2 separate regions of the Homo sapiens genome follow, and region 2 is linked to region 1. The links are chromatin loops, found by intact Hi-C in ENCODE. Cell type or tissue: MCF 10A. All regions are shown on one strand. Each heading gives the region's core, and the rest is flanking DNA. Links, peaks and the distances in the headings are about the cores only.

Region 1 (8,590 bases), core at 213-8,212:
GATGTGAGAGAATGTTTTTTTTTGGAAAGTAGGCACCAGAACACATCTGCCTTCTCATGGAAATGATCCAGGAGGGAGAGAGAAATTGATCATGTTAGGGAGAGAAGGGTTTATTGCAGGAGGAAAGTCTTTGGGAAGGACAAGGGGATGGTATCCAGAGCACGAGTGGAGAGATTGGTTTTAATGAAATGGACATGCTTGCTCTGCAGATCCCTGGTGTCCATACTAAGAATCTTGGCATACATACCAAGTGCTCAGTAACTCCTTGTTATTACAAATGTCAGTCTCCTTGAGTCACTGAGAGGAATGACTGCTGGCTGGTCCATCTCATTGCTCAAAAGTCAGGCCTTGAATGAGGCATTGGCAATTGATATGGCCCGGACAAAGAAGAAAATGATGTAATGACAGAGAGGTATACCCTTCTCTCCTACAGCCCCGCTCAGACAGGCTATAGTCCTACAAAAGGGGTGTTGATATGATATGCTTAAAAAATGAAAAGATCCCAGTAATTGATGAATAACTGATATGACTGTCTTTAAATTGAGCTCTTCACAGCTCCTGAGAGTGGCCGCCAGGGAAATGGGCAATGTGGAGAAAAACACAACCTCAAAACCTCTGCTATTGTGCAATGAGGATGAAAACCACTCGAACTGCCCAGAAGCAGTCATGTGGTTGAACCCTGAGGAGAAAAGCTCCTAACCAACTTGTTTAGCAACCTAAGAGAACACAAGTTATAGCTGTAGTTCCAGAAAGTGCTGTATTTAAGCTGGGAAGTCACAGCTTTTATCTACATGGAATGTTATTTTTTATCATTAGGCTTCACTGTTGAAACAGAGTAAGCAGATCTTCGTTGGCAAATAGCTCATGAAAAATATGTCTATGTCTTCAAAAGCGTAGTTTAAAAAGAAGAATTTCTACAAAAACCCCGAAATTTTCACTTGATTTCTTAATCAATACAAAACCTAGGTAACCCAATACAAATTTAGAATTAAAACAAATGTGGATCAGGCAGGATTCTTAGTTGCAAACATCAGAAGCCACTTCTAACAGATTCCTGCAGAAAAATAGTTTGTTAAAAGAATAGTGGCATAGTGGAAATAACCCTGATGTCCATTTAAATAAAATACACTGTGATGTAGTGATACCATGAAATCTGACAATGAAAAAAGAACAAAACACCAATACAAACAACAACATGAATATATCCCACAGATGTAATATTGAATCAAAGAATCTATGCAGCATGTATTGAGTATGAACTGTATATTTCCATCTATATAAAGTTCAGAAAAAGGCAAAACAAACCTATGGTGCTGGTCTCAGGATAGTGGTTACATTTCAGTGGTAAGGGTGGTAAAAGGGGCTATAAGGAGGGATTTGGGGTGCTGGCTACATAGGTGTGCTCACTTTGGAAAATTCATTGACCTGAGTACTTTTGATATGTGCTTTTTTTCCTCTATGTATGTCTTCATGAAAGTCACACAGGAGAAATCAACCCGAGAGCTATTAGGTAGGTCAAAATGTCACCCAAGTGCTGGAAATGCAGATTTGGGATGTTAGAGTCAAGCAGGCTTCTCAAATCTGGCATAGAACTTGAGTGAGCACATCTCCGAGCCACACTAGATGCTGTTGTTTGTTCTGTGGACCCTCTGCCTGGGATACACACATATCACAAGCAGACATCCAATTATAAATGCACTTATTTGTTTTCTGTCTCCCCAGCTAGAATGCGAGCTCTCTGCTGGAACACAGTAGGTACTCAACAAATATTTATTGAATGCAGTTGCTTTGTTCATAACTGAGCAGAACTCTCCTTCTCACGAATGCGTTCTTTCTTTAGGTATAGTAATCTCGTCAGTCAGGGTCCAGTCAAATCTTGCTATCCTAGGAACACATTTGTTATTTAAAGTGGTTTCCTGTATTTCTTCTCTGATTCATTCTTAAAAGGCAATCTAATTTCTTGAGGTTCCAAGTTCATAGCACAGGGGTCATCCCATGGTAACCCCTGCATACTCACAACAGGAACATGTAATATACTCATGAACATGCAATTTGACACAAGAATGCACATTGGATGGAGCTGAGGGAATTAGTAAGGAAAATGGTAAACTAAGAGATAGGAATCTGCCCATCAAAGAAGAGTGATGAGGTGATTTCCTTGACCCAGATGAGATTGCACAAACACCATCTGTGTTTATTGCTTCACTTTCCCTCCCATTGACACCATGTCATTCATTTGCAGGGCCTGCTGAAGAATTCAGCAGTGGAATCTTGCCCACCCACTGCACTTTCTGTTGTTTAGAATGGTTTAATAAAGAACTGACTGACTTCTCAGATGGCGAATCTCAGAGGGCGCCTATCCTACCAGCTTTAAGCCTCACCTCACCCTCCAAAACAAGGCCCTAGGCTCTGTGGCCTGTGTTAGCCTCTCAGAGCCTGCTCTGGCCAGCACTGGCGGTGGTACCCTGGGATACTGACCAGGCCTCGGCATTCTTGTCTTATTCTGGGGCAAGAGAAAGTAAAGAGATAATGGGTTGCCCTTCATAATTTTAGTTAGACAGCCAGGAGTGGTGAGGCACACCTGCAGTTCCAGATACTTGGCTGAGGTGAGAGGATCTCATGAGCCCAGAGTTTGAATTCAGCCCGGGGAACATAGCAAGACTCCATCTCTAAAAAAATTAATAATTTTACTTAAATTTTGCTTAGAATCTTCACACTTCTACTAAAGCTGCCTCTCTTCCTCCCAGAGATGGGAAGTCAGAGAATTATTCTACATGACCATTTTGTAAAATTTTGACCTACATTTCTCCATTTCATTCCTGAATGGGAGTAGATAAAAACTCAGAAGTCATCTCTATTCCGAGCTGAGTAAGAAGAAAAGAAACACCTGGGATGATTTTCTTCTGCCACCCTCCCTTGCGTATTTGCCCCTCTATTGCTTGCACGTGATGCCTCAGCTTCTCTTTCTAGCTCCATCTCCCCTCTTTAGCAACCAAACTACATTTCCGATGGCTGGATGGACATTTTCACTGGATCTACTCATGGCATTTCAAAGTCAATATAACTAAAACCATATTAATAATCTTTTAATCGATGCCAAGTCTTTCTTCTGGTTTCTTTATTTAGGTTAGTAACAGTATCATTCTTCTTTTTCACGCAGCCACCAAATCACAGACCTCCGTAGGCTCCTGTTGGTGAAGTCTTGCCTATCCTACCTCTAAGAATTTGATCCCTCTTTTCCATTACTACCTCCAAATTCCTAATTCAGACCCCGGTCACCTACCACCCATTCTAGCTTAAGAAGCTGTCAAGCATAGTGATTAAGGGCAGGTACCTGTGTCTAGATTAAAACACTGCCTCTTCTGCTTTAGCTGTGTGAATTTGAGCAAGTTGTTTAATCACCCTAAGCCTCAATTTTATCATCTGTAAAGTGGGCTAATAACGGTTCTTGCTATCAGAATTAAATCAGATTATGTATATGAAGTAGCATCTGCAAAGCACTCAGTACTGGTAGTGATTAGTACCACCTGTTCTCTCATGACTCCATTTCATTTGACTTACCACCGCTAGGTTTACCTTCAACAAGGCAGCCCTGATCACGTTTTAAAAATCCTCAGTGCCCCCACCCAGTATCAACCTAACACATAACAGTCCCATTTTGGCATTCCAAATTTTCCATAAGTCTTATGACCTCCTACTGCCTTAAATTTACCCTCTGTTCCAGTCAAATGGACCACTTCCCTCTTCCCCACATCCTCTCCACAGTATAGCCTCTGTGCGTTTGCTTACATTATATTTTCTGTTTGATTCACCCTCCCTTTCCTTCAAGGTCTTACTTGAATGGCTGCTCTCTGATGACTAAATGTCTTTTTCTCTTCTTTTATAGTCTCTGCACATAATTGCACCTGTCTAACATGATGACCTGCTTTCTTCCTGGTCCGGCATGTTCATCTTACCTCTCTAGCTGGAGGAACCTTCATTCACCTGGCTTCAAGTCACCACATGTCAGCATTAAGGCTGAAACGTTCAAGCAGTCATTTCCCCTCCTGCCAACAAGATACTAAAAAACCAATTTGAGCAAATTCTCCACTAAGCCACTTGGCTAGATCAATGTTTGATACACAAGGTCTTGCTCAAACAACAGCCAAAGCTGGAAAAAAATTGTGGCTATGAGACACGGAAAGGATCTAATTATTCTTCCTTAAGCAATGTTCTTAACCGCAGCCTGTTTCCCAGCTTCTGAGCACTCTGCTTGAGTGATTAGCAATGCAAGATTGCACATTGGCCTTACCTCATACAGGATGAGGTAGTTCAATCCAAATTTCTCAAATAGTTTTTAACTTTTTTCTTCCCAGTATGTCTGTAAGAGCTGGAAAATCATTCAATAGTTTTTAAAGAAAATTTGTGCCTTTAGCAGCAACTGGATGCAAACATCAGTTCTCATTTAAAAAAAAAATTTCAGCTTTATTGGGGCATAACTGACAAATAGAAATTGCATGTATTTAAGGTATATGACTTGATGTTTTGATATATGTATACATTGGAAAATGATCACCACAATCAAACTAGTTGACTTACCCATCACCTCACATAGCTGCCTCTTTTCTTTTGTGGTGAGAACACTTAAGATCTACCCTTGTAGCAAATTTCAAGTCTACAATACGGTATTGTTAACTGTCGTTACTATGCTGTATATTAGGTCTCCAGAACTAACTCCTCTTGCATGGCTGAAGCTTTGTACCCTTTGACCAACATCTCCTCATTTCCTGTATACCCCAGCCCTGACAACCACCATTCTACTCTCTGCTTCTAGGAGAGTAACTATTTTAGATTCCACATATACAAAAGATCAGGCAGTATTTGTCTTGCTGTGACTGGTTTATCTCACTTAGCATAATGTTCTCCAGGTTTGTCCATGTTGTCACAAATGGAAGGATTTCCGTTTTCAAATATCAGTTCTCTTCAAACCGTTTGAGTACCCTGAGAAAGTTTTTGGTTTCCAGTGGCTGCTCCTTTCAGAAACTATGCTACTTTCTAAAATCTCATTTAGGAGTAGCAATACTTTACTCCAGACACTGGCCCCAGACCAGTGTGGGAGGAAAGCCGTGAATCCTTAAAGAAAGTGATGCTTTAAAAGTCTGAGGTTAAATTCCATTTTGAAAAGTTTTAGCACAACTTCCCTTCTCCCCAGAGCTGAACCTCACTTCGTGCTATTTTTTACTCAGTTCAAGAGTGTTTTTTTTTTTTAAATAACTTGTCTCCTTATGAATTTTAAATAAGTTAATTAATAGGATATTGCTAGTTTAAATCATAATATAAATTCAGAAAATATTTTATAAATGGACCTATGCCATTTGGACTTAAAAAAATTATAAAGGCTTGAAACATTTGTGTGCATAATCCTGTTTTTATAATTTCAGTATTTTGCATTGAAATATACCTCACACTACACAGCTGACCTGGCAGTTCTATGAATGGCATTCAAAAAAGTCAGTCTTGTTTCATGAATTTATCTGTCAGCAAAATGCCTCTTTTATTATTGTTTTAAAATATATTTATCGGATTCACTTTTGCCTTTTCTTATGACGTTTGAAGATATTTGCATTTGCTTTTCTCTTTCTCCCTTTTTTTTTTTTTTTTTTTGAGACAAGTTCTCGCTCTGTCACCCAGGCTGGAGTGCAGTGGCGCCATCTCAGCTCATTGCAACCTCCGGCTCCTGGGTTCAAGAGATTCTCTGGGACTTCAGGTGTGTGGAAACTTGCCTGGATAATTTTTGCATTTTTAATAGAGATGGGGTTTCACCATGTTGGCCAGGCTGGTCTCGAACTCCTGGCCTCAAGTGATCTGCCTGCCTTGGCCTCCCAAAGTGTTGGGATTACAGGCATGATCCACCACCCCAGTCCTTCTTTTTCTCTTTTGAAAAGAAGTTTTAAAATTCTTTAAAAAGTTTTTCAAGGAAAATTTTCCCAGGAAATAGGAAAAATTTCAACCATACACAAAAATAGAGAATATAGTACTGGACTTCAAACATCAATCACTTAAATTCCAGAATTATCAGTATTTTCCTACTTTTACTTCTGTACATTTTTCCTTCCTTCCTCCTTTATTTTGGCTGATGTATGATAACCGAATCCCAGAATTGTGTCATTTTAGCTTTCTGTATCTAAGTGTTGATTGCTAAAAATAGTGGTGTTTTCTTACATAAACACAATACCATTAATCACACCTATCAAAACTAATAATATGTTATTGGTATCATCTAATACACTATCCAAATTCAGATTTCCCTCATTGTCTTCAAAGTGTTGCATTGACGATGGTTTGAGGCCAGGTGTGGTGGCTCATGCCTGTAATCCCAGCACTTTGGGAGGCCGAGGCAGGCAGATCACTTTTGAGCTCAGAAGTTTGAGACCAGCCCAGGCAACATGGTGAAACTCCGTCTCTACAAAAAATACAAAAATTAGCCAGGCACGGTGTTGAGTGCCTGTAGTACAAGCTACTGGGGGAGGTTGACGTGGGAGAATCACTTGAGCCCAGGAGGTTGAGGCTGCAGTGAGTTGTCATTGCACCACTCCATTCAGCCTGGGCAACAGAGAGAGATGCTATCTGAAAGAAGAAGGAAGGAGGCAGGAGGAAGGAGAAGGAGAAGAAGAAAAGTTGGTTTGCTCAAATCAGAATCTAAGCAAGGTCCATGCAGTGCATTGAATTGTCCAGGGATGGAGAAGAGGCTGAAGAAGAGGCTTAGGTAAGCAAGAGCATCAGTGCAGGGGAAGTTCAGGAAACACTGAGCTGGAGGAAAGGATAGAAGCATTACTTGAATAATGATCTTTGAGAGGTGCAAGTCATGATTGGAACAATTTTAGCTATTATTTAGCTACTAGATATTGCCTCTTTAAACATAATTCCATGCATAGACTGAAACTTGGAGGATCCCAAGATTTGTTCTATTTAGAGACCTGACTTCCAGAACTATTCTACCTCCTCCATCACTTCTTACTCCAGTAAATATCATGGAACACCCTTCTCAGGTTGAAAAGAAATTTAGAGACTTCCAGAGTAGGCATTGTCACAGCTTTTGCTGGCAATCCATTACAAAATTAGCTGTCCCTATTTTCAGAGGAGTGTTGTGTGAGATCTCAATTCCTTTACCTAGTATTCTGTTCCCAGCAAAGTAGATGTTGTGTTTGATGGTTCTGAATGTATTCTGTGTTGATATTAAGGCTTCTGGGTTTGCTAATCATATGAGAATATATGTCAGCAACTCTGGTGTTAATAATTTAGCCTACAAAAATCAATTCTAACGCAATCTTGGAATATTGTGCAACCCACCTGTTCATTAATATTTCACCATCTGTAGATCCTAGTGAAAGATGGGTCAAATTCAAATATATTTTCTTTGGCTCTGGAGACAAAAATAATTGGCAATCAACAGTGGTAGGGACAGCTTCTGTCAATGCACAGTAGGAGTCATGGAAGAACCCTCAGCTCCCTCCTACAGCTCTTCCCAGCAGACTTCAAACACATTTTTTCATCCAACAGGGAGCCCTTTAGGCTTCTATTCACCAACCCAGTGGGATCTCCAATTGCTGGAAATTTCATAAAGCAAAATTCCCCAGGGAGTTTCAACAAAGGTACTTGGGAAGCCAAAACCCCACTAGCTCTTTGGCCCAACTCAAAAACACAGCTGCAGAATAGCTTCCCACACTCTGTGCTCCTAGCCACTTGAGATTTAGCAGCTGTATTGTTCTCCTTGGTGTCAACTCCTGTCCATTGCAGGGGACTCTTGAAAGGAAGGGTGGTCTAAATGGAGGTAGGACTAGGAAGAAAAATGTCATACTCATTATCATCATCAGGCCACACATTTCTATAGGACTCTATGGTTGTACATGATGTTTATGAACATGGTATTCTTGATCCTCATGTTGACCTTGTAAAGTAGGAAATGCAAGAAATCTTTTACTCTGTTTTGTACACAAGCAGACTGAGGCTTACTGCAGTTAAGTGCCTAGTCCAATGTCCTACACTTGGCAGAGCTAGAACCAAAATGTTGGTCTTTGCCCTCTAGTTCAGTGCTTTGTTCTTTCCCCCAAATGGCTGCAGTATATGTTTTGCCTCATAGACAGTCTTTGATTTGGCTTCTTAACTAGTGGATGCAGCTCACTTGTATACAAAATAGGTATTCCTCAGTCTTTGGGGAGCCTAGGTGGACCTGGGGTGGCCCAGGCCAGCAATCTCTGCCTCAAATGACCTAGTCTATTTACCGTAGTGCCGTAAAATTGTCACTTTCTTTGTGTATAATAACATGAAAAATGATGGAAACCACTATTTTAAAGGAAAGTTTAAATATGTCCCCTCTTTCTACAGTGCTTAATATCTGAAAGCCAATTAATATGCCTGACCTTGAAAAGTCACGTCTATCAACCGTAAGTAGAAAATGAAATTTAATTTGCCATTTTTTAGTGAGCTTTTAAATTGTACATCTCCCCATAGCCTCTCATAACATGCAGTGTGGATTAAAGTGCTATTTGAATACCTCTTTTTTCAAAACTTTATGGTCAGTCACTATAAAAGAACTTCTTGTTCCTTTTTC
Region 2 (8,590 bases), core at 497-8,496, 65 kb before region 1:
TGCCTCAGGAAATGAATCAAGACAGCGCTTTGGACGAGGCACTCTGACGGTGGTACTCACTCAGAGGGAGTGCTACTGCCCCCAGGGAAGCATTTTGAGAGTTTTGGCGAGGCAGTGATTTTACTTTCACAATGATTGGAAGTGTTGCTGGCATTTAATAGGTGGGTTCAGGGATGCTGGTCATCCTGCTATGCAGAGCACCGTCCTGTGCCTTTTTTTTTTTTTTTTTTTTTTTGGAGGCAGGGTCTCACTCTGTCACCCAGGCTGGAGTGCAGTGGCACAGTCTCAGCTCACTGCAGCCTCCACTGTCTGGGTTCAAGTGATTCTTGTGCCTCAGCCTCCCGAATAGCTGGGATTACAGGCATGTATCACCACACCCAACTAATTTTTTAATTTTTAGTAGAGATGGGGTTTCACCATGTTGGCCAGGCTGGTCTTGAACTCCTGACCTTAAGTGATCCGCCTGCCTCAGCCTCCCAAAGTGCTGGGATTACAGGCGTGAGCCACCATGCCTGACCCCATCCTGTGCTTTTTAATGTTCCACCACAAATTCATGTGGGTACAAAACCATTTGTAAGTGCCCGAACCTAGAGGTGAACTCCATTTTACATATAAACACAAATACTTTTATACATGGTGGTAAAATACACTAGTTTTCTAAGAATGCAAGTACTTTGTAAACCAATGGACTGTTTTATCTTCCAGTGAAAGTATCTCGACTTTTTGCTTATTTGATTTAGGTGCAATTTGAGAACTACAAACTTTTGCTTTTCATTTAAATTTTTCCTCCCTCAGCACAGATCCATGGGGAATAAGTCTGTGTAGTGGAAATACTTAATATACAACACATGTTGAATAATGTCTTGAATATATTTTATAAAGTGATATTTATGAAAGAGCAGTGATTAATTAATAGACCACATTTCTCAAAATGTTTTTTGCTTACAATTGCATTTCTCAAGCACGAAAGCTACGGATTTATCCTGCATTCTCTAGAAAATGCTTAAATGTTGTGTTTCTGTTACAATGGCAATCTAAAAGAAATTAAGCATGCTGGTTCTGATTACCCAGAGGATCATCTTCTGATGATTGCTGGCATGCAGTCTAGTGCCTGTGTTTGCAGTTGTTTACAATCATCTTGAAAACAGTAGCAGTAGTTGAATTGTTGTTGGCCAATGATAAAGTAACAGAAGGGAACTTAACCTTCAGCTATCTGGAAAATTAACTTATCTGAAATACCCATTTCTTTTAAAAGCACATAGATGAGACAGGCTTTACTTTAGTTCTTAGTCTAATTTGTTGTTGTGTTCTGACATGGAAGAAGAAAAATGGTGGATGTTACTTGGGTACCATTGGTTTAAACTTTGCCCACCTTGGATTAATCCTATTCCAGAATAACTGGGAACAGCACTTTAGTGAAGCTCAAGGGCAAATAATTTCTTGTGGAATTTTGCTCAGACACATATTTCATATACTTTCCTTTCCCTTTTTATGGTTTTGAAAGCAAAGTTCTCTCAATAAAACCAGTACTACCCTGTGCTGTGAGATCCTGGCAAACACATTTTCCTGACCCTCAAGCTCTAGCTCTAACATAATCTAAAACTCAGTTGCTCTAAAGGCATTCCATTAATACATTAGTGCTCTTTAAGAGAACTGTGATGCTACCTCTTTGTGTGAGCACGGATGCTTCAAACCAAGACACGCTTTTGCCTGCCAACTATTTTCCAAATATTGCCATGGAATTTAAGGCCCTATAAGACTGGGCCCTGTATTATTTGGGGTCAGACAGTAAATATTTGTGATTCTGGAGTTTGTTCCAGAATCCCAATTACCATTACTTAAATAAGATAAAAGCTTCTTCCTTTCCCATGTGTCTACAGGTAAGTGTCCGGGTGTGGGTGGGCAGCTTTGTCACCCTCTGCCTGTGGATGCCATATCTGGGTCCCAGGCAGCTGCGCTAGTTGTCACCATTTCCATCCCGGAGAAAGGGGAAAGAGGGAAGTCCTGGGGCAGTGCTTTCATAGCACATCACTTCAGCTCCAGGACCAGCACTCAGACCTAGTCATGTGGCCACACATTGCTGCAAGAGAGGCTGGGAATGGTAGCCTTCTGCTGGGCAGTCGCATGTCAAGATAAAATGAGGGATTTTCTCACTAAAAGGAAGAGGGACAAATGAATACTAGAGAACAATTAGCAGTCTCTGCTTTTAGCCATGTCTCCTTTTACTTTTCCTACATTCCAGCTGCACAAAGTATGTTACCCGACATGTGCTTTGTTTCCGAGCTTTCGTGCTCACCCGCCTTTGCCTGGGACATATTTTTTCTCTCCTCCATTTGTTGAAATACTCCTCATCCTTCAAGGCACAGGTAACAGACCATTTTCTCCATGATGTCTTTCCAAATTATCAGTCATCCCTCTCTCTCTCTCTCTGCCCCTCTTCTGGTTCCGTTGACATTGGATAAATCGATGGTATATGCCTACAGTACACCTTATAAAATGTTGTTGACTTGTAAATATGATGAATTTTGTTCTTCTTCTGTGACTATGTCTTATTCATGGTTATGTTTTATTCTTCATGATAGCTTGGACGTTTCTTGGAGCGTGACTCAAATTTTTGATACTTTGAGTTTGAATCCCAGCTCTGCCACTTAGAAGCTGAGTGACTTTGGCCAAGTCACTTAGCTTGCTAAAATTTGCTAAACTTAATTTTTTCTCTTTCCTCTGGTTAAAAAATAGGTGAATAAAATTACCTGCCTGAGGATTAAATACAATACTTCATGTGAAGGCCTTAGCATAGTGCCTGGCATGTAGTATGTGCTCAATAAATAGGAACTGGTATTACTGTTTTTTTCTTGCTGTCACTTTCTAGTGTTAAAAGACTCTCTTATATTCTGTGTGTTGGGAGTCATTAAATAAATCATTGTCCTGAAATGAGATATTTATGGTACATTTGCTATATTATTTGCTATCTTATGTATTATATTAGTCTATAATACATAAGATTTGCACAGCTCTTGGCCAAGTCATTTGGTCTCACTCCACATTATTATGTAGGTGTTACTGCTCTCGTGAAATCATATGGGACAAAGTGTAAGGGGACCCTGGGTTGCCTGAGATGCTGTAGGTTGTCTCAGGAACATCTGCCTGGAGCACAGCTCTTTGGAACCCATGCCCAGTGCTCTTTCCACCTTTTACCCTGATGTCTGGTATTTTACACTGCCAAGGTTATGTTATTTTTGTGAAACATAAGGGAATTTTTCTGCAGGATTAGGAATGAAACATTACAGCAGTTGAAAAGGAGTAGGCTGTTTTACTTTCTTTAAAATACGGTTTCCCGAAGGAGACAAGTGGGGATGGCAGCAGGGCAGGCAGAACCCTCACAAGCATCTGGATGTCTGCCTCCCCCAGTCACAGAGACCTTGCCCTCCCTCTGCCAGCTACTTAGGCTGCTGGGCCTACCGGAGTGCGACGTCTTCTAGCACGTACAGGTGTCCCGTGTGTGGATGACAGTTCCTGTGACAGCAGGTCTTAAAGGTGGACCATCAAGATCAGCAACATGAAAAACCAGGCACAGAAGTTGAAGCCCACAATTTCTGGGAATTAAAAACTCGGTTTAACAAAACAACACAAAGATAAGTAAAGTCTATAAATTGGGCTTTACACATCCAAGTGAAACTGATTTCAAAGCCAGAGGCCCTCTGTATCCTGAAAGCTCCACAGAGGAGGTGTAAGTTCAGAAGCTGCACTTGTTGGATTGAAGGGAGAGGACATCAGTCGGCTGCGAGCTGCACCTGCCACTGGTGCTCCCAAGAGCCAGGTACCCATGAGCCTCAGATGAGAAGAAAGCATTTTTCTCTTACCTGCTCACAGCCCCTTCTGCATGTAGTAGGCAGAGGGCCAAGGTGCAGTGACCAGCTGGGGTGGCCACCCCTGCTCTTGGCAGGACTGTCATGTGGGAAACCATGCTGAGGCTCCCACTGCACAGACCCCTGGGAGTGACCTGCACAAACCAGAATCACAAACAAGCATCTGGTCTTAGTACAACCTGCAGGAAGGTAGAGCTTCATCCCAGAAGAAAAGCCATCCGTGGTCCATAAACAACTGGTGCATCTCGGCCTTAAGTCATCATTAGTGCTCCCAGCCAGCGGGCATCTCAGGACAGAAGCAGCCCATTATTTTGCCTCATTAGACTATTGGCCCAAGTCACCCAAAATGAAACACATCTGGGAATATAGTTATTGAGGAATGTGGAGATTTGATGAAGAATACAAGAAACTTTATTGCGGGATATAAAATAAGATTTGAATAAAGGGAGACATGTCATGAATGGAGAGACTCAAAATTCATCTCAACGCGCTCAAGAAAGAGTTGAGATAAAATCAGAGAACTTGGCTACTGATCATTGCAGGTGGGAAAATCAGGGCACCTTTGGACGCTTGGGACCCAGCATCCCTCGGGGGAGGCCAGTCCCCCAGGTCTGTTTTGTGACCCTTGGCTGCACATTCTCCCAGATAGGAGCTACAAACCAGGGCCCTGCGTCAGACCCTTGGGGATGGGGGAGGTCTAGAAAAACCCACGGAGGAAGAATAATGGTACCAGAGGGAACTTTAACTCCTAGAATCAGGGACCGGGAAAACCTGAAGTTCAGGAAAGCTGCTAATGAAGTGAGATGGAAGCCACGTGCCTTGCCAGGAGCTTACTAACGTAATGTGGCACCCGCCAGCCTATTCTGCAGACATAATGGAAGAGAGTGTTTCCACTGCTCATTCCACAGGCAAGCCACAGATCCTGGCCACTCCTTGCCTTGGAGGCAGTACAGACACATTCATAGGGTTTGGCTCCTTTCCCTTGAGTTCTGCACCTTAAACTAAAGAAGTCAGTCACGCGAGGCTGGCTTGCTGGAACCGGCTAGAAAATGCAGCCCTGCCTGCCGCAGGGATCTCCTCCGGTATGGCCACACATATGAGTTCTGGCAATGCCCATTAGTGATATGGCCGATAGTTTCTTCTGTCTTGCTTCCAGGAACCTTTTCTTGGTTTGAAGCCACCGAACCAGAAGAGAGAATTTTTACCACTTTGAGGACTTCTTGTGACGAATCCAATGGGAATTCCATAATATTCAGAAACAAAACATTTTGAGGGCCAACAAATTATTAAGCCCTTTGCTAGGTCTTAGAGATACAAAGATAAAGAAGACTGGAGTTTTCTTTTTATTATCTACCAGACTGAAGGCCACTGCCTGGGGACTTGATCTAAGAGAAGAAATATCAGGAGACCTGGGTTTGGCTCCTGGCTCTGCCAGGTGATCATGGAGCAGTCACGTATTATCCCTGAGCTTCCGTTTCCTCATCTACTTAATTAGTGATGGGTCTACAGGGCCTTGCTGGGGTCCACTTCTGACATTCTGTGTTGGTGAGTATGGAAAAATTGTGAGTAACTGAAAGACTTTTGTTTCTGTATTCTCAGAAAAGCGTGGACACCTGATTTTTTTCCTTTTATTCTTTTTGTTTTTCTTTTTTGAGACTATCGTAAAACTGCAGCCATTTATTATTTATTTATTTATTTATTTATTTATTTATTTATTTATTTTTTGAGATGGAGTCTTGCTCTGTCACCCAGGCTGGAGTGCCACGGTGTGGTCTCAGCTCAGTGCAACCTCCATCTCCCGGGTTCAAGCGATTCTCCTGCTTCAGCATCCTGAGTAGCTGGGGCTGGAGGCACTCACCACCACACCCCACTAATTTTTGTATTTTTAGTAGAGATGGGGTTTCGCCATGTTGGCCAGGCTGGTCTCGAACTCCTGACTTCAGGTGATCCGCCCACCTGGGCCTCCCAAAGTGCTGGGATTACAGGCGTGAGCCACTGTGCCTTGCCTGTTCTTTTATTTTTATTTGCTATTATTATGTAATAGCTGATATATGCAAAATAATGTGAGTATCACACAGTTAAGGGATGAGGCATAGTAATAACAGGAAGAACACCTGTGAGTCGTCCTTAAACTAGAACATGATCAATATCATTGCTGTAGCTGGTGGGCTCCTTTCCTATGCCATCCCCTGCAAGTCCCTAGAAGTAACCAGCTTTCCGAATTTTATTTCTATAAAGCCCTGGTTAAAATAATAATTTAGCACATATGTAGATAACCTTAAGAAACATATTATTTGATTGTGTCCACTTTATCAGAATGGTATTATGCTACATGCAGTCTTCTTTTCATTTGCTTTTTTTCCACTCAGTATTTTGTTTCTAAGATTCATCCATGTTGCATGTAGTTCATTATTTTCACTACTGTCTCTAGCATTTTATTGTGTGAGTAGTTATAAATAATTGTTTATTCTTTCTCTGAACACTTTGGACACTTGGGTTGTTTCTGGTTGTTATTTTGATATTGCTGTGAACATTCCCATACGTAAATCACATGCAAGAATTTCTCTAGGGTTATACTTAGAAGTACAACCACATGAATTTGTGCACGTGTGCGAGGGTTTCTCTAGGGTAGGATTGCTAGGCTATAAGGTATATGAATATATTTAACTTATTTTTTCTGAGGGGTTATACCAATTTAGACTCCTGCCAAGAGTGAATAAAGATTCCAGTTGAATCATACTCTTTCCAAGTTCTTTTTCTTTTTTTTTTTGTTTTTTTTGAGACAGGGTGTGGCTCTATCGCCCAGGCTGGAGCACAGTGGCATGATCTCAGCTCACTGCAACCTCTGTGCGGGCATTTGTTCTGCAGACCCTCACCCAACAACGGATGAGTAATGTACACTGACACAGATACTCTGCCTGTCAGTCCAGCTAAGGGTCTGGGCCCCTCACAGACACCAAGGAAGGTTCTGTAAAGAGTAGCAGCCATGGCTCCATTCAGTCAGCGAAGCTCACATTTATTCAGTATAGATTAGATGACAAAGGTCTTGAGTAAAAACCACTAGAGGGTAATTGACATTGCTGACCTCCTGAGTAGAGAGCAATCATGCATCTGTGGTTGACCAAATGTTGGTCTTAGGACCACATGAATAAACAAGCTATTTAGATAAACTACTCTACATTCCTATGTATCCATGCCCTGAGCTTTTAAGAGAATTCTGCCTTCAGCCAAACACTTTATGCAGACCTCCAGGCCTTCCAAGAGGGTTTGCGTTTATTTCCCATAATTTTACAATTTCTCCCACCATCCTGACTGAACCCCCACACCTCTGCATCCCAGGTTCAAGCCATCCTCCCACCTCAGTCTCCCAAGTAGCTGGGACTACAGGTGTGCACCACCACACCCAACTAGTTTTTTGTATTTTTTGTAGAAATGTGGTTTCGTCATATTGCCCAGGCTGGTGTCGAATTCATGAGCTCAAAGCGATCTACTTGCCTTGACCTCACAAAGTGCTGAGATTACAGGCCTGAGCCACTGCGCCCAGCCCAAGTTTTTGACAATATCAGCCTTATTAATTTGTGCCAATCCAGTGGGTAAAAAGTAAAGTCCCACTGGTATCTTAGTGTCTCTGCGATTACTAATGAGGTTGTGTATTCTTTTATATATTTATGGGCTATTCATATTTTCTGCTCTGTGAACTGTGTATTTATTAACTTATTTATTGAACTTTGAAAAGATTTTAAAAAATACATCATCTTTATGTAGATTATATTGGTTATATATATTGCAAATATCTTCTCCTACATTGTTGCTTTTCTGATCACTTTCTTCATGGGGTCTACTGTTAAACAGAAGTTCTTAATTTGAATGTAGCCAAATTTATTATTTTTCTTTCATAGTTTTGTGTTTTCTTTAAGAAACCTTCACCTCTCTGATGTTCTAAAGATATTCTCCCATGTTGCCTTCAAAAGTTTTAGAGTTTTGCCTTGTGTATTTAAATCTTAAATCTGCTAGCATTTGATTCTTCTGCATGGTGCAAAGCAGGGATTAGTCACAGTATTTTCCCCCCCATGTAGGTAACCAGTGGCCTTGCACTATTTATTGAAGAGTTCATTGTTTCCTTGTCATCCGCAGTGCCTTCTCTTCCATCCTCAAGTACCCACCCTTCTCTCTTTCTCTCTGTCTCTGTTTCTCTAGTCTGTTCCATTGGGCAATTTGTCTATTTCTGTGCCAGTACAGCACTGTCTTTGTTATTTTAGCTTTGGAATAAGTCTTGATATTCCTTTTCAGGAGTGCTTTATTTACTCTTAGGTCTTTGTTCCTCCATATAATTTGAGAACTAGGCCGGGTGCAGTGGCTCACACCTGTAATCCCAGCACTTTGGGAGGCTCTGGTGGGAGAACTGGTTGAGCCCAGGAGCTCGAGACCAGCCTGGGCAATGTGGCAAGATAGACATAGACACGTCGTTATAAGACCATGTGTAAATATAACAAACATGAAACACTGGGGGAAGTTAGGGAAAGTATTAGATAAGGTAACATGTATGAAGATCCTCAATGAACAAAGATTCTGTATTCTGGCTTCAGATGTAAAAACCCTGTCTGTCCCATTTTGTCAAACCCCTTAGGGCCGAAAGTAACTACCAAGGGTACCCTCATTGAAACCCAAGGGGGGTTCAGTGATTCCACAGTTGGATCAGTTTGCCCTGGACCTATAAATCTAAA

Evidence for each region. Hi-C counts contacts between places; a loop is a spot of excess contacts. Peaks named below come from ENCODE experiments on the same cell type or tissue, not always from the same donor. Only the 100,000 strongest peaks of a DNase experiment are listed, where the experiment ranks them.
Region 2: it touches region 1 in a loop (7-fold over the local background); 3 of 110 quality-filtered maps call a loop at or near these places.

What each region holds. Positions count from the first base shown.
Region 1 is chr2:38,170,385-38,178,974 of GRCh38, reverse strand. All of the region lies in intron 2 of CYP1B1-AS1 (CYP1B1 antisense RNA 1), which reads right to left. It also overlaps a transcript of LOC107985871 not described here. Among named protein-coding and RNA genes, the nearest start is that of CYP1B1-AS1, 44 kb to the right of the region's middle. In MCF 10A, for the core only: no CTCF peak of the experiment used is centred there; DNase peaks (open chromatin) are centred at 634, 2,214, 4,194 and 7,494.
Region 2 is chr2:38,235,879-38,244,468 of GRCh38, reverse strand. LOC102723739 (a long non-coding RNA gene) reads left to right here and starts at 4,879. Exons shown (of 4, transcript XR_007086289.1): 1 at 4,879-5,411. In MCF 10A, for the core only: no CTCF peak of the experiment used is centred there; a DNase peak (open chromatin) is centred at 4,838.